2 separate regions of the Homo sapiens genome follow, and region 2 is linked to region 1. Evidence: chromatin loops called from intact Hi-C (ENCODE). Cell type or tissue: CD4-positive, alpha-beta T cell. All regions are shown on one strand. Each heading gives the region's core, and the rest is flanking DNA. Links, peaks and the distances in the headings are about the cores only.

What was found. Peaks named below come from ENCODE experiments on the same cell type or tissue, not always from the same donor. Only the 100,000 strongest peaks of a DNase experiment are listed, where the experiment ranks them.
Region 2: a loop joins it to region 1, with 2.7 times the contacts of the local background. A loop is called at or near these places in 2 of 110 quality-filtered maps.

What each region holds. Positions count from the first base shown.
Region 1 is chr15:63,606,654-63,614,983 of GRCh38, forward strand. It overlaps HERC1 (HECT and RLD domain containing E3 ubiquitin protein ligase family member 1), which reads right to left. Exons shown (of 78, transcript NM_003922.4): 77 at 5,598-5,903; 78 at 1,965-2,613. The coding sequence ends at 2,428. It also overlaps a transcript of FBXL22 not described here. Among named protein-coding and RNA genes, the nearest start is that of USP3-AS1, 10 kb to the left of the region's middle. In CD4-positive, alpha-beta T cell, for the core only: CTCF peaks have their summits at 3,646 (motif pointing right) and 3,847; a DNase peak (open chromatin) is centred at 3,668; H3K27ac peaks cover 1,745 bases.
Region 2 is chr15:63,186,155-63,194,484 of GRCh38, forward strand. It overlaps RAB8B (RAB8B, member RAS oncogene family), which reads left to right and starts at 3,452. Exons shown (of 8, transcript NM_016530.3): 1 at 3,452-3,594. The coding sequence starts at 3,471. It overlaps LOC101928972 (a long non-coding RNA gene), which reads right to left and starts at 3,277. Exons shown (of 4, transcript XR_932355.4): 1 at 2,692-3,277; 2 at 836-881. RefSeq lists enhancers at 2,877-3,026, 6,113-6,272, 7,554-8,054 and a silencer at 3,207-3,536. In CD4-positive, alpha-beta T cell, for the core only: no CTCF peak of the experiment used is centred there; DNase peaks (open chromatin) are centred at 3,307, 4,317, 5,967 and 7,927; H3K4me3 peaks cover 5,577 bases; H3K27ac peaks cover 5,224 bases.

The DNA.
Region 1 (8,330 bases), core at 53-8,052:
GACTAGCCTGGGCAACATAGTGAGACCCTGTCTCTGCAAAAATGAAAACATAGTCAAGACAATGAGGAAATAACAGTTTCTGGCAACGAAACAGTGTGTGTTATAAAATCATGGCACTGTGCAGATTCCCCTCACAGGGTCAAACCTGAGCTGCTGTCTGTTAGCCCTGAGCCCAGGACCTGCAACCATGAGTGCCAGCCTTCTGGGGGTCCTCCTGCCCCCGAGTCCAGAGCAAACTGTGGCAGCAGCACAGGGTGAGGCATTATTTTGAATTTAGAGACTGCAGAGGTATCCTTTGCTCTGCATGTCCTCAGCCCAGCTCAGCAAGAGGGACGCAGGAAGCGGCTCAGAAGACCCTAAGAGGCCTCTCCTGGATTCGTCCAGGATCTTGGCAGCACAGATGCTTTTTTTTTTTTTTTTCTCACTCTGTCGCCCAGGCTAGAGTGCAGTGGCGCGATCTTGGCTCACTGCAAGCTCTGCCTCTCGGGTTCATGCCATTCTCCTGCCTCAGCCTCCTGAGTAGCTGGGACTACAGGTGCCCACCACCATGCCCAGCTAATTTTTTTTATTTTTAGTAGAGACGGGGTTTCACCATGTTAGCTAGGATGGTCTCGATCTCCTGACCTTGTGATCCACCCGCCTCGGCCTCCCAAAGTGCTGGGATTACAGGCGTGAGCCTTTCTTTTCTTAAATTCTCTCCTGGTCCAGAGGCCCAGGCAGGGCCTTCCCACCCCGAGCAGGAGGGCTTCAAGCCCAAAGCCCTTCAACGATGCTACTGACTGCGCTCTTAGATCGGTATTAAAGCCTCATCTTTACCCAGAACTCCTGGGGTTCCCCCCAAAGCTGGAGTCTCTCCCTGAGACCCAATTCTAGTTGAAGCCTTTTTTCAATAAAACGAAGATGTCATCATTCTAAATATTATTAGGTATTCTCACTAAGAAAGATCCATTTACCACATTATCTTAGCTGGCAAAACCTTATTTTTCTTTTAATTTCTCTTTGAAGACATACACCTATCTTCCTTGTGGAAAATAACTGCCTGCAGAGGGCTGTCTGTCTGGCACCTCATTTGAGCAGGCTGTCGGCAAAGACCCTGTCCGCGAAGTACAGTGGAAGTAGCCTGTGGCATGAACTTGCTGTAGGTGAGGGAGACAAGCTGTCCACAGGCCTTCCCCTCTTCCTGCACACACTCCAAGAGGCCAAAGCCCTCCCAGCTGCTCTCAAGATGGCCCTTTCCCCCAGAAACACAGGCTCACCCTGATGCTGCTGAACACACACACAGCACTCAGGGCCCGCAGGGGCTAGCTGAGTTTGAGCACCAAGAATGTAACCCCTTCCCCAGACCTCTGCACAATTCTATCATTCAAGGATATGAAAGCCACTCATCAGTTCTCATGCTAATTCACACATTCACTCACTCATTCACTCATTGATACATGCTAAGTGCCTGCTAGCAGTTGCTGGCCTTTCTGTAACACCTTCCACTTGGCTGCCCTCCCCACTGAGACATGTTGTAAACTACCCTGTTCTTTAATTCCATCACGTGCTCATTTTGTCTTTGTAGGTTCTTCATAGGAAGGGCCAGATGGCATTACTGTGGTCCTCTTCCTCCTTGTCTGGTAGAGTCGCCCTCCACATGAGGTAGCTGGGGCTGTCCAGAGAAGGATGCGTGGTACTGAGAGGGGCGGAGCAGCTGAGGGAACAAAGTCAGAGAGACCCAGGATGACAGAAGAACAATGGAAAATAGGGGCTTCCAACCCAGAGGGATCTCCTAGAACCACACGGTTCTCTGATACGTTATTTCCAAGTGAAGCCCACCCTCAATGTAAAGAAATGTTTCTGAATGGGTCAAAAAGCCATCAGAGCAAGACCAGCCTGGAAGCTCATTCTGTTCTGGGCTAATGTCTGCCTCGATGGTAACCCCTAGTCAGAAGCTCCGCAGGAAGCAATACCAAGAGCCACGCTCCAATTCCTGAATCTGCTTTATTTCTCTGCATAAGGAACCCTGAACAGGCAATTCAAATTAAAACAAAATAAATATATGAATATTCATGTAAAACTGTCCTTTCTAATGAACAATTATACACAATGTACAATTTCATGTTCACTGGGTGGATTTACAAAAATGTACCATTCCCAACTAAAAATGCACCAAAATGGTTTCATGCAAACTTATCAAAAGTGACCAAAAATATGGAGGGAAAAACCTGACTGAGAGCACTTCGTTTTTGTTGTTTTTGTACAATCACAGAAAAATAAAAACATCTAATTTCTTTGTTACATTTAGAGTAACTAAATGTGGCCATTGTTTATAATGTTGGTTTATGTTCTTATAACATCTATGTAGTTACCATAAAAGTATATCAACATCAAATCAGAAGTGAGCATTATTGAGGGAGAGAAGGGAGGGTGAGAGCACCCGCACGGTCAGTAGTCAGTGTCGGAGCCCTCGGCGTTGTCCACGTTTCTCGAGAGCATGTAGTTGTCCATGTCGATTGAGCGGCAGTTGTTGATGGCATAGCGCAGGCGCTCGGCCATGACCAGCTGGCTGGAGTACGGGGGCAGCCTCAGCTGGAAGAAGCAGGTCTGTGAGGTAGGCAGACTGTCGTAAGGCTGTGGAGAGAGACCCAGAGCCGTGACTGGGGACATCAGAGTGCCATAAGGGGGAGTGGGGCTGCCCATGACCTCTCCCTGCCTTCAAGATGGAATTAACATGGCCACATGGTTAAGTCAAGTGGACACAGAGACTGGGCCAGATAGAATGAGCTGAGGCCCTACTGCCCCGTGGCCCTCGAGGCTCTGGGTGAAGATGTTCCTTCTTGTCCTCACCTCCTCCAGTGCCTGTGTGTGTAAAGTGAGGAGAAGCTCTGACTGGCAGGATTGCTTGAGAGAATACACTACGCACAGCGCCTGGCACAGGATGAGAGTGTAGTAAGAGGGCACCTGTCCTTCATACCCATCCACCAAGAGGGTGCAGACTGGAAGCCAGCTGCAGGGATGCCCCCACAGAGCAGGTAGAATGGAAAGAACGACTGTGAGGTGCAGCTGGCCATGGGAGCCTCTTTGCCCCCTCTCCTCTCCCTGTCCTCATGTGCATTCTGCCTCCTTTGCAGGCGCCATGGCTGCCTCGCACAGCTCACATAAGGAAGGGGCAGTCAATTAAACTCCAGTCCATCCATTCAACTGACGGTGATGCATCATTTAAAATGATAATTATGATGACTGGCAGCAAAACAGAAAGGTGTTCAGGATACATTAGGAGGTTAAAGGCAGAAAAAATTCTAGATACATCATATAAAAATTTGTACAATTGAGGCAAAGACTATGAGGAATTTCACAAAGGTAAAAATAGCTACTACTGGAGAGACAGGATTATATACGTTCCCTATCCCTCCTTGCAAACATAACTATTTTCTAAACAATTTGTAATAATAGTAATGGCATTATAGTGTTTTTATAAATTTTTAAAACGTTTGCTTAAAAAAAAAAAAAAGAACCTGTCTTCTCTCACTCAACCTCCTCTTGAAATCAGCCCTCCTCCCCAGAGCCCACACCTAGGTAAGCCACATGTCCTGCTATGGGAGGTGGATGGCCCAGCAGCCCAAATGCACCAGAGCCAGTGATGACACAGCTCAACGCAGAAAAACTGAAAGCAGCAAGGAAGGGAGGTGCCACTAGGTGGCTCTGATGACCTAAATGTGAGTACTGTAGAAATGATCTAAAAGCCACAGAGGAACCGACCACGGTAGTCAGTTACTGATGCTGACAACCCTGAGACCGGAGATTAGTGGTGGATTAACTCCTAGAACGGCAGGAGTAGCCCAGGACAGATATAAGGCAAGGGTTGTTTCCAGAGCTGAGTAGAAATGAGCCATTTCCTCCTTCCTACTTCTCTCTGAAGCAACAAAACAGATTTACAACTTACAGTTCTTGGCAAGTCATGCAGAAAATTTATGGAAAGGCTCTTTTATAATCCTTCCTGCACGTGGCTTCTCCAGCAAGCCTAGCCCAGGAGCAGAGCAGCAGCCTGCAGCCTCAGGAGGCAGCACAGGGAGGAATAGCTTTGGCTACACCAGAAAGCCAGACACTTAAACTGGCAGGAAGGGCCTGTGTGTGAAGAGGCCCCACTTCCCTTACTGTTTTCTGAACAAACATCATGGGCCCTGCTCAGAGAACTGCCCAGCTCATGTGGGAGAGAGGGCTTGTGAAGAGTGGGGATGGAGACAGAGGGAGGAGAGGCACTCCTAACTGAATGCAGTAAGTTCTGGGTTTGAGGGCTGTACCCAGTGTTCAGGAGGTGGAGAGAAGGAGTCTGGCTAGGTCTGCCTTCAGCAATGGTAGGGGCACTCCTGGAAAGCATCTAGGAGGGGTTCTTGGAGGAGATGACTGGCATTGGGCTTATAGGATGAGTAAGTGCTTGCCAGAGATAGAAGGAAAGGGGTGTGAAGAAGGACTTACTAAAGCAGAGGGAACAGGTTACATAAAAGCACAGAATTTTAAAAACAGCCTGGTCTACTGGGGAGAAAGGCAAGCAGCCCATTATGACCAGAACATGAGAAGTATCAAGACGTCACATCAGAAAGTGGGGCAGAGGCCAGACTGTGGAAGTGTTTAAGGCAGCTAAGGTCATTGGCATTTATTTCGGAGTCAACAAAGGGGGTCTCTGAAAGGTCTAAAAGGAGGAGAGTGACATGGTCAGACAGGTGCTTAAGAAAGATGACTCTGGCAGCAGTGTGCTTTTCAGACTCTAAGCCCTCTTATTCCTAAGCCATCTGTCAAAATCACAGCTGGGCTGGGGCTCTGCAGCTGGGGCCTTTCATCAGATGGCAGAGATGCAGCCCTGCCTGCTCCACAAGGCACACAACACAAGTGGGCACAGAGGTTATCGTTGCTCCCCACATCTTTGGGTTCCTTCTGGGGCACACCCACCAGTTAATGGTTAATATTTTCATGAAAACAAACAAGGCCATGCCTCAGCACAGGAAGAGGCAGTATGATGATCCTTCTGCCAAGTTCAGCTTTAACTCAGGAAGATGCTGGAAGATTTAGGGAAGGTTGTTGGTTGTAGTATGCTCTCTTCATCCACTTAGGACTCTTCCCACTGAAGCTAAATGATATTTCTAAACAAATTTTACTGCTTGATTTTTTTCATTAATCTGGAAATTCTAAGTATTAATAAGCATGAATCGGCAGGCCTACTTGAGGGTCATAGTTTGTTTTCCCCAACATAAAAGCAACAAGGCGCAGAGGGCCAGGCGTGTTGGCTCACGCCTGTAATCCCAGCACTTTGGGAGGCCAACGTGACCAGATCACCTGAGGTCAGTAGTTCAAGACCAGCCTGGCCAACATGGTGAATCCCCGTCTCTACCAAAATATACAAAAAAATTAGCCAGGCGTGGTGGCACGCACCTGTAGTCCCAGCTACTGCGGAGGCTGAGGCAGGAGAACTGCTTGAAGCTAGGAAGCGGAGGTTGCAGTAAGCTAAAATCATGCCACTGCACTCCAGCCTGGGCCACAGAGTGAGACCCTGTCTCAACAAAAACAACAATGAAGCAATAAGGCAGACATTACAAAGGAAAAAAGAATAGCTTACTTACCCTATCAACCTTCATGATTTGAAATCTCTGAGAAATGTCAGCAGTGTTGGCTGGTAGTCGAGATCTTCCTGACACAAACCTCATGAAAAGCACCCGCTCCTCATTGGAGAACTCTTCCAGCGTGTGCCAGAACCACTGCACCAGCTGATGCTGCTCATCCACCTCACGGTACCGCACCACTTTCTTCAAGACTTCCACAGAGATCTCGGGCATCCCACACACCATCTGCTCCAGTTGTTTTGCTGTGAGGAGGGACAGCAGCGGCACAGGAACAATCCAGGACATCCCTTCTCGGACTGCAGCCACCTGCTCCCGGGAGAGGTTGCTCATTCAATGAGTGTGCGTGAACCTGGCACCCACCAAGGGCCCTGTGGGGCTAGGCGCCTCCTGATGCCTGCTCGTCCGCTCCCCAGACCCTCTACTTGTTTCTCAGACCGCCAGGCACGAGAGTCAGTCAAAAAGGCCCACCCTCCCTGCCTCTCAACCCTTGTTAGAGTGCCTCCCTGCTGTGGGATTCTTACACTCCTGGTTCCAGTTCAAGTCCAATTTAGGAGCCTGCCTTCCCTCTACCACAAAATCTCAGCCCACTGGGGCCTTCCCTGATGCCAGCCCCACTCACTCATATTCCTAATCATATGTGCCCATGTGCTGTCAAACTATGCATGTGTGGACACTTCATCTCATAAAGGTAAGAAGCTTTGGGGGCACTCAACTAGCTGCCTACTGTTTTTTAAATTTATATTTGTCTTTTGAAAATAATTATATCCTTTTTGTAAAAATTATTTGTGCTCATCGTAAAAAAAATCTGAAAAGTACAAAGAAGAAAGTAAAAATGGGAAGTCCTTCTTTAGGAAGGCAATAGAAGAGGCAATGAATTTAGTGAAGAGACTTGGGTTCTAACTCCCAGCTCTGCCAATTATTAACTCTCTTAATTTTTCCGTCTGAAAAAAGCAGATATTGCTGCTCTCATGTGGCTCTGATGAGAACTGTATATGAGTAACTACATGAAATTCTGTGTGACTGGGTAATTCTACCCTGCTCTGTTCTCTTAGCATCATAGTGCTGGGCACAGGCAAGTTGGGGAGTGCCAAGTAGGGTGCAACCAGGGGCTGCCTTGACAGCTTGTTTAGAAAAATGTCTCCTCCAATATTATACAGTAGTGCATACCCTACACACAGACTCACCACTGTTCAAGGTTTGTTTCATAAATACTTCTTTGCTCTTGGCCAACTCAAAACCATCTACCACCATTTAAAAAGTCTAAGAATCTGAATAGGGACCATACCTTAAGGAAGTGAGTAACTATGTGAGGTGATGGATATGTTAATTTGCTTCACTATAATAACCTTTTTACTATCTATATGCATATCCTATATTATCGTGTTGTACACCTTAAATATACATAATAAAATTTATTATATATATAAAAAAAAACTGGGCCAAGTACAATGGTTTGCCCTGTCATCCCAGCTACTTGGAAGGCTAAGGCAGGAGATCCCTTGAGCCCAACAGTTCAAAGCTGCAGTGAGTGCCACTGCACTCCAGCCTGGGTGACAGAGCAAGACCCTCTCTTAAAAAATAAAATAATAAAAAACTGGCACTAAGGTTGTCCCATAAGGATCAGAGATTGGCAGTAAAGGCAGTCTCTTCTGATAGTAAAGGTCAATACCCCACCAAAGTCTGCCAAACGAAAACAAAAACGAACAAGCTGTTATGCTTGGTGGAACACAAAACAAAAGCTGTCTGGAAAAAAAATTAGGCTGAGGTATGGGGCTGGCTGCTTGGAGATGGCAGGGGGACAACTGAGGACAGTTATGGGATAAACACTCAGTTCTAAGAGATGAAGAGGAACCAAAGACCAATTCATATATAAAGAAAGAGGAGGAAGGGCTTGTTACTGAGAACAGAACAAAGCCAGGGCAGAGCAGAACACAGCTGTGGAAAGGGAGTGTCCATCCAACCCTCAGAAGAAGGGTCATCAGAAAAGCCTGGACACCATCTTAGAGCCTGGTTTGGGGTCTTGGCTCTGCTGTGGGCACTCAGTGCTTTCTTCTGTGAAACAGAGCTGGCAATCCTTACCTCACAGAGTAACTATGGGAAAAATGGCACCCAAGAGTGCCTGGCACCATGGCTGGCGTGCAGAAGGTTATCAATACATTTCTAGTCAGTTATTTATTCTCTGAGGATTAAAAATATTCATCAACTGGAGACAAACACTAATCCCTGGCTGTGTAAATAGCATCACTGACAAGACCCAACTTCACTAGGCTAAAGATATCATTTTTCTGATGGGACTTGGCCCAAAGTCTAAGAAGGAGCTGGGAGTGAGGGGTATGGAGTATGTATACTTCAAATCACTAAACTTCTATAGCTTCACAGCCTGAGTCCAGCTCTTGAGAAGACCCCAACATATTCTGCAAATAAAGTATTACTGAAATGCTATTAATGACTGTATTATCAAAAGAACCATTTTTGGACACCATATTTATGACCACATGAGTGGTCACTCATTCACACTCCCATTATTAAATGCTTACTTACCTGTCAGCACAGAACAAGGATAACTCAAATGAAATAGAAAATGCATTCTTCATTCAATTTCTTGCAAGTTGAGGAAACAAGACCTAAATTCTGGGGCCTACTTCCTAGACCATAACATAGAAGTATGTGATATATCTTGAGGAACTTCAAAGTAAGGAAAAAGATCACAGGTTGGTGACCTGGAGGTAAGCT
Region 2 (8,330 bases), core at 84-8,083, 420 kb before region 1:
AATTGTGCAACATGGCAGTCTTGCTTGCTACCATGAGGAAAGCTAGCCTGAGGACAAAGTAAACACAGAGAAGAGCAGGAACAAGAGCATACAGGAAAATGAACTAAAGCTTTGATCAAAACCAGCCAAAAGCTCACATAGACCTCATACCAGACAGACCTACTTTCAGCATCAAAACCCATTTCCTTAGAAAGTTCACAGGGAAGAACTCGGATTGACGCAGCCTGGGTCATATGCCCACCTCTGTGGCATGTGGAGTGAAGTGACATGATTCACAGCCATCATTAGAAAGAGGAGTGGCTTTCCAAAAACAGAAAGAGTGCTGGTCTGACAAAATTCACAGAAGGTAGACTCCTTGGACATCTAGATTTCTGTAGTCAAGCTGTCATGTACAATATTAACCCTATAGAAGGCTTCAATAAACATTTGCTAAATCAAATTGAATGTGCCTGGTGCTCTGCAGTGATGTAGTATTTACAGGGTGGGCTTGGGAAACTGACAGAAAGTATTGATGTGGTTCACTCAGAGCATAGTAACTTGGAGTTTAAAACGGGGTCCACTGATAGCTCTCGGAGAAAGAAGGAACAGTGGCAACCAGCAACCTGCTACCTGAAGTAACTGTACTGCTACAAATATACTTAATGTCCAGTCCTTTGAGCAAAATGCCTTGATTCAATAGTACTCAGTTACTACCACCAGAATCCGATATCTAAATAACATTGTTGCACAAAATATGAAAATGAATAATGTGTAAGAGAAAAAAATCTGATTCTTTTTGAAGTAGTATCAATATGTCAAAATGCTTGAATGGTTCAACAGTGGTGCACAAACTTACCAGCTAGAAAGTCCCAATATTATATATACTTGGTAGCAGAGAAAAACTGGGGAAGTGAAAATAAGACAACATTATTATTTTTTAAAATTCCCATCAATTAACAAAATTCCCCTAAGAAAATTTAGGGACTTTAAAATTCCTAATGCTAGTTTCTCTTTTGAACTTAAGTTCTTTACCGTATCACTACATTTTTATTCATATAGAAAGAGAGTGATAATAGTTGCATACAGACAGTGGGACTAAACATCATTTTAATAAATATGCGGTTTTTTTTTTTCTTTTGAGACAGAGTCTTGCTCTGTCACCCTGGCTGGAGTGCAGTGGTGCAATCTCGGCTCACTGCAAGCTCCGCCTCCCGGGTTCATGCCATTCTCCTGCCTCAGCCTCCCGAGTAGCTGGGACTACAGGCGCCCGCCACCATGCCCGGCTAATTTTTTGTACTTTTAGTAGAGACGGGGTTTCACCGTGTTAGCCAGGATGGTCTCGATCTCCTGACCTCGTGATCTGCCCGCCTGGGCCTCCCAAAGTGCTGGGATTACAGGCGTGAGCCACCGCGCCTGGCCATAAATATACATTTTTAAAAAGAAATAAATTCCACTGGTCTTTGCGGAATTTTTTCCCCTTCTTTTCCAGGAATGAGGAGGAAGATATAGAACAATCCACACTGTTCAGATCATGGCTGAAGCCACGTTCAGAGGCTTGCTCAAGGACTGGCTTGGGCAAGAGGGCTCAGCCTGTGCCAGAGGGCAGAATCCTTCTTCATTAGGGGCAGACACTGTGACTTTGAACTCATTAGAGCTTTGTTCCTATCTAGTGGACTCTAGGAATGAGACATTCCGTAAGCAGCAGCAGCAGCAGCAGCAGCCCTCTGGCTACTGTATGATCAATCAGTTAATGATGACACATTTCATCTTTTACCCGCATAGAAAATGAAGGCCAATTCTAGGGCCAACTAAGTCTTCTGCCACAATGCAACTGAGAATGGATTATCAGTGGCACTGTTCCTAAAGTCACAAGGCACACAGTATGTGTCCTTAGAAAAGCCTGCTGGTTTGTTCAACTAACTGTCCACGGTTTTTCCCCCCCCCCCTTTTCTTATTCCACTAATGGTGGAGTCCACTGGTTCCCTTAATAACCTCTAGCCTTCCAGAAGGTGTTTCCTTATAGCTAAGGTAAATGTCTGGACCAGTGGTTCTCAAATACTTTGGTTTCAAGACCCCTTCATCCTCTTAAAACTTATTGAAGACTCCAAGAAGCTTTTTTTCATGTGGGTTTTACCTGTCGGTATTTGACATATTAGAAATTAAAACTTCGAAGGGAGAACAACAGATGAGAGACACAGAGCCCTGGCAGGGTGGACTCCTAGTCCCACACCTTCTTAGCCTTTTGCTTCCACATTACCTGAACCAGTCAACACCCCTTTCACAACAGCTAATCCGGTTGGGTTTCTGCCACTAGCAAATGAAAGGGGACTGAACAATACATCCACAAAACAGAGAATTAGCCTAAGACAATAAATAATAAAGGATTAACTTGAGTATAACAGAATGCTGTTTCCTCCCTATATTCGTCATCAATTAAGTGAGAGCCTACTGAAGAGTAATGAATATTACCATCACTGCTAACAGTGCCTTATGGGTTTCAAAGAACTTTCACATTTAGTATTTAAGTTTCACTGGAACCCTATGAAGTATCTTGTTTCATATCCATTTTACAGATGAGAAAACTGAAATGTCCAGTGCCTGTGTGACTTGTCACAGCGGTTTTGCAGCAGAGCCAAGACTAAATTCAAATCTTACTCTCTAAATTCCCGTGGCCCGCCTCACAGGATGCTTGCAGTTTCATGGGGCACAGACCTGTAGCACAAGACTTCCCAGATTTAAAAATCCATCCTCCTGCGAGGAGAGGGGAGCGATCAGCGTAGCAGATTCTCTAAATACTCATTGTATTTGGCTCTGGTCTGTGTGGCGTGAAGAAGGGGGCACGAGTGAGGTTCGAGTTAGCATGGTAACCATTCTTTCTCAGCTCTGTGACTGAGGGGCTGCGGGAGGGGGTTATAGTGGTGCTGGGCATGGCCTCGGGGAGAAGCTGGATAATGCCCTCTGCAGATAACCCGTAGGCTGCGCCACAGCAGCGCCAAGGAAAGAAAGCATCTCTGCTCCAGGTCTCGGCGGAAGAGATGCGGGAACTACGGGGCTCTGATTCTGAGGTCCTGGATTTGGAAGGCGTCTGCACACAAAGAAATAACAAAGTTAAGTTCCCGCGGCTCGACCAGCAGAGTACGAAACGGGGCCTCCCTTCCCAGCTCGGGTGGAAACGCCTCCACCCTGTCACCCCGCCCATAGCAGGTCTTTTATCCGCTGGAGCCGCCTGGACAGTCCTCGCGGGGCACGCCCGAGGCTCCCCGGAGGAACTACAAGTCCCATGAAGTCCCGGGGCGCGGGCGGTGATGACGAAGCCCTCGCCGATTGGCCGCACGGGGCGGGGCGCGCAGGCCTTCTCCGAGAGGAGGGGCGGGGCGTGGGGCGGGGCGAGCAGCGGCGGATTGGCGGGCACGCCCCCTCGCCCGCGGCCCCCTCCCCGCCTCTCTCCACCGCCTCCTCTGGCTCCCCGGTCAGAGGGCCGGAGCGAGAAGATGGCGAAGACGTACGATTATCTCTTCAAGCTCCTGCTGATCGGCGACTCGGGGGTAGGCAAGACCTGCCTCCTGTTCCGCTTCTCAGAGGACGCCTTCAACACCACCTTCATCTCCACCATCGGTGAGGGAGGGGCCGCGGCCCGGGACCGGGTAGAGAATTGGGGGGCGGGTACTAGGGGACGGGGAAAGGGCGGGGGGCGCTTGGGAGCCCGGGAGAGGAGACCCCGGGGACTGCAAGGTGGCGGGGGCACTGAGAGGGGCGAGGGCGTGAGGGAGAGGGGCGAGGGCGTGAGGGAGAGAGGCGAGCGGGAACGTGAGGCTAAGGGCGAAGGGGGAACTTGGGGGCAAAGGAACGGGAAGGGGAACAGAGGAACAAGGACTAGGGGTATTGGGGGAACGAGAGGGTTCGGAGACTGACAGGGAGGGGTCTTTGAGGGACAAAATGTGTTGGGGGGAAGACTCAGGAAATCTCATGTAGAGAGAAGGGGATAGTGGACGTGCCAATGATTAAAAGACAGGAGAGGAAGGAAATGTGAAGGGGGAAATGAGGGATGGGGGCAATGAGAGGGATGTGAAGTAAAGGGACAGAGGACACAAGGGACAGAGAGGTGAGAACCAGGCAACTGGAAGGGAATTCAGGGGAATGAGCGGTCAGGAGGTGAGGAAGAAGGGGACGGCTGGCCACAGGAGGTCTGGACTGAGATGTCGTAGGAGGGGACAGAAGAAAATTGTAGGTGGAAGAAGAGTTCAAGGGATCAGAGGGCAGAATGAGGATACTTGATGGAGAAAGTAAAGGGATCTGGGTGTGAGACAGAAAGGAAAAGAGGAAGCAACATCATAGTAAAGGGAGGTTGAGCAGAGAAGACAGAGGAGATGGAAAAGAGAGGAAATGGAAAGTAGTGGGGCGCAAGACTTGCTATAGTAACTGATTACCATTTTCTCTTCACTTCCTTTGGATCAAGTGCAGGAGAAAGCAAAATGTGACTAATGATGGAATAATGTCTATAGAGCGTTAATTTGTTCTGTGAGTGTTAATGGATGTTAAGGGAATTGGTGACTTTTGGAAATGATGTGGTCAGGAAAATATGGTTCACCTCTTTACTACCATCTCCTGAGAAGCAAGACTTCTCAGTATTTTAAATCCTTCGGTTTGAATGTTTAACAGCTTCTCAGCCAAGGAAATGAACTTACATTCTACCTGCCTCCCTGTATATTTTGCTTTGGTTCTAATTATTGTTAAGTGAATCACAACATGTGATATACCTCTCAGTTACTTCCAATTGAATCAAGAGTTTTTCTGATCCTGGCTGGGAGCTGTCCTTTCTACTTTTGTACTGGAAGACACTGTGTTCAGGTAATAAGATCTCTTAACTTATCATAAACTGAAGACCAAGTCAAAGCTGGTTTTAAGCTGTTTTAGAAGTGACCACCTTAACATCATTTCTCCTGTTAAATAGTTGCAGGTTAATTAAGTACCTTAAGAATACCTCAGCTTTTGGTTGTGTTGGTGATGTTTCTGGCCTCTAATAGTGGCTTATTTAGTCATCTTTCGTATGGTTCTTACAGCATATTTCACCATGAATTTCTGGGTTGGGAAATAATAGAGAGCTAGTGCTTTGGTAATACGTGTGTTTAAATATTTGTGTATTTTTAAGGATAATTTATCTTTTTTTAAAAAAAGAGTATTTGGTATAGAACACTCTTTAAGTATTAGTAAAGGCTATGGTTTGTTTGCTCATTCTGGATTCTTTCATATAGATTGAATGGTCTAAAATCTCCTGGGTGTTATGATGTCTGGGCTTAGGGAAGTTTGAATTGCAAGTTCTTGGCAGTCAGTCTTGAGTGGGACTTTTTCTTTTCTGAAAAAGCAGATTTTAAATGTCATCTCTCAAGTATATTCCTAAGATTTGGTGGTAGCTGCTGGTACAGCAACTAAAGGGTGTTAATTTTTGACATTTGTATTAATTTCAAAGCCTCAAATAACAATTTTTCATTGTTGAATGCATACTGCAGTACAGATGGTAAAGGATAATTTCTAACAAGTTGAGTGGGTGTCCTTTTGTCCATTCTGTATTTGAGCCTCCCAGAAGTATCTCCTGCCTTGAAAGTAAGTGAATCTCGCTGATGCTGTTTTTGTTAAGCTTCTTGGACGACTTGCTTGTTTGTAATAGTTTTATTCGTTTTCTCTTTTTCCCTTAATTTTTGTCCCATGTTTCCTGTAAGGGTATCTGGTTCCTTTTAAAATAGTAGCTTTTAAAAATTACTTTTCATTTTGAAGGGTTCAAGTCTATCAGTGGATTTCAAAAAATGATGGAAATGAGGTTCTTTGGAGGGTGACAGCTATGAAGGCATGAAAACCAGTGTCCTGAAACAGATTAGAATAGGAAGTGAACATGAAAAGGAGGTGAATCTCATGTGACATCTTGGTCTTTATATTTTCTGTGAGGTGGATGTGGTAAAAAGAGGTGTGAGCTGTGTCTTCAGTTGACGTGGAGGAGGGGAAATCCCATACCTCTTATTTAGCCCCAGAGCTCCAACAGGAAGTGGTAGCACACTGCCTTCAAACTGCAGAATTTATATACACACTGCCTTCAAACTGCAGAATTATATAGAAACCTAATGCTCTGCAGTCAAAATTAAGCTGGGAAAATAAGGTGAATGTTAGCACCATTCTGGTTCCACAGACTCTTCACTGATTACAAGTATAGATTTTGAGTGTTGACATCTCTAGCAGCCACTCCCTCCATGCCCCTCACCTCATTCCCAGGTGATCTGAAGTTACTGAGGTGACAGCCCATCTCCTCCCTAGTCATGAAGTACCTAAGTGTGTAAGTTCCTGTGCTTTTCTGACTGGGTTTTGATGAAGTCTGCCATAGCATTGCTGACAGCACTTGATAAGCTCTGTGTCATACGGAAAAGATGTATTTCTCAACGCCTGGGGTTTGTGTGTATGTGTTTTGGTAGATATGTATGGGTGTCTGTTTCTTCCCATGAAGATACATTTTAAGTCTTAATTTTGCTTTGTCAAAGTTTTAGTAGTTTTAAAAATGGTAATCTGCCATCTTTCGACACTGTTTTGATAGGGGTTCTGTCATCACGAAGGGAAGGAGACAGTCATTTTGATTCCAGATACAGTTGTCTCAGAGATACTTTCTTCTTCTCACTTCTCTAAGGTCTTGCTATTGGCTGGGTGTGGTGGCTCAAGCTTGTAACCCCAGCACTTTGGGAGACTGAGGTGGGAGGATCACTTGAAGCCAGGAGTTCAAGACCAGCCTGGGAAACATAGCGAGACTCTGTCTCTACAAAAATACAAAAATTCACCAAACGGTGTATGCCTGTATTCCTAGCTACTTGGGAGGCTGAGGCAGGAAGATCACTTGAGGCCAGGAGTTTGACACCAGTCTGGGCAACATAGCAAGACCCCATCTCTACAAAAAGTAAATTAAAAAATTAGCCAGGTGGAGTGGTGCACACCTTTAGTACTAGCTACTTGGGAGGCTGAGGCAGGAGGATAACGTGAGCCCAGGAGTTCAAGGTTATTACAGTAAGCTATGATTGCACCACTGCTCTCCAGCCTGGGAGACAGAGCAAGATTCTGTCTCTAAAAAATAGATAAGTAAATAAATAAGGTTTTGCTATCTTCTCTGATATCTCAGGTCCCTTCATTTCCTTTTTGCTCTTTGAGGGGTGTTGGAAGGTAGATTTTCTTGTATCTGACTTTTTGAAGATCTTCTAGTATATCTGTCAATAGTTTAGTTAACTGTGAGGAAAGGATGTTTTATCCATTTGAAATTATTGGTCAAGTGCCTAGGACCAACTCGCCTTTCACTCCAAATGTTTGAAAATTGAATTTTTTTTATTGGCTCTAAAAACCCTTATGTAATCATAATTAACATTTAATTGGCCAAGCGCAGTGGCTCATGCCTGTAATCTCAGCACTTTGGGAGGCCAAGGCAGGCGGATCACAAGGTCAGGAGATTGAGACCATCCCGGCTAATACGGTGAACCCCGTCTCTACTAAAAAATACAAAAAATTAGCCGGGGGTGGCAGCGGGCACCTGTAGTCCCAGCTACTTGGGAGGCTGAGGCAGGAGAATGGCGTGAACCTGGGAGGCCGAGCTTGCAGTGAGCTGAGATCGCGCCACTGCATTCCAGCCTGGGCGACAGAGCAAGACTCCATCTCAAAAAACAACAACAACAACAACATCAAAAACATTTAATTAAGTGCCTGTAAAATGTAACATAAAGACAACTAGGAATGATGATACAGTTAGCTATAGATTATATTTCCTCTGGGAAATGGATGCATTTTAATATTGATATGAGGGCATACCGACGTCTTGAAATGGCTCTGGACAGAAAAAGGTGCTGGTTTAACAAAAAGAGATAACCCAGCCCTGTCCTCTTGACAGGACAATCAGAGCTTCTTCCCTTTGCCGTCTCTCTGCTGCCCTGCCCCCTTCTTCCTGTTAGGTATTTCCTGAGTGGTTTCACTATTTAGTATAGTCATAGTTTAACAGCAGAAAGAGTCTTAGATATTATCTACTTTATTCCTGTCCCAATTTTATAAATAAAAAAAAAATGAAGGTTTAATTGACACCCTCAAAATTACACAGCTGATTATAGCAGATCCTGTAGTGAAACCCCAGATCCAAGTCTATGTCACTTTTCACAACTGAGTTGCTACTATTCCTAATCAGTATGATTATCCCCATTAATTCAAGTCATCACCTTTTCCAGGGAAGAATTAGAGTTTGCACATACGCCTTTATGTGAGGAAAGTTAAGACATTTCTGTTTTGATTAGCCGAGTCTGTTCAGGTGAATAGCAAATGTTACTACAATGACTCTGAGTTCT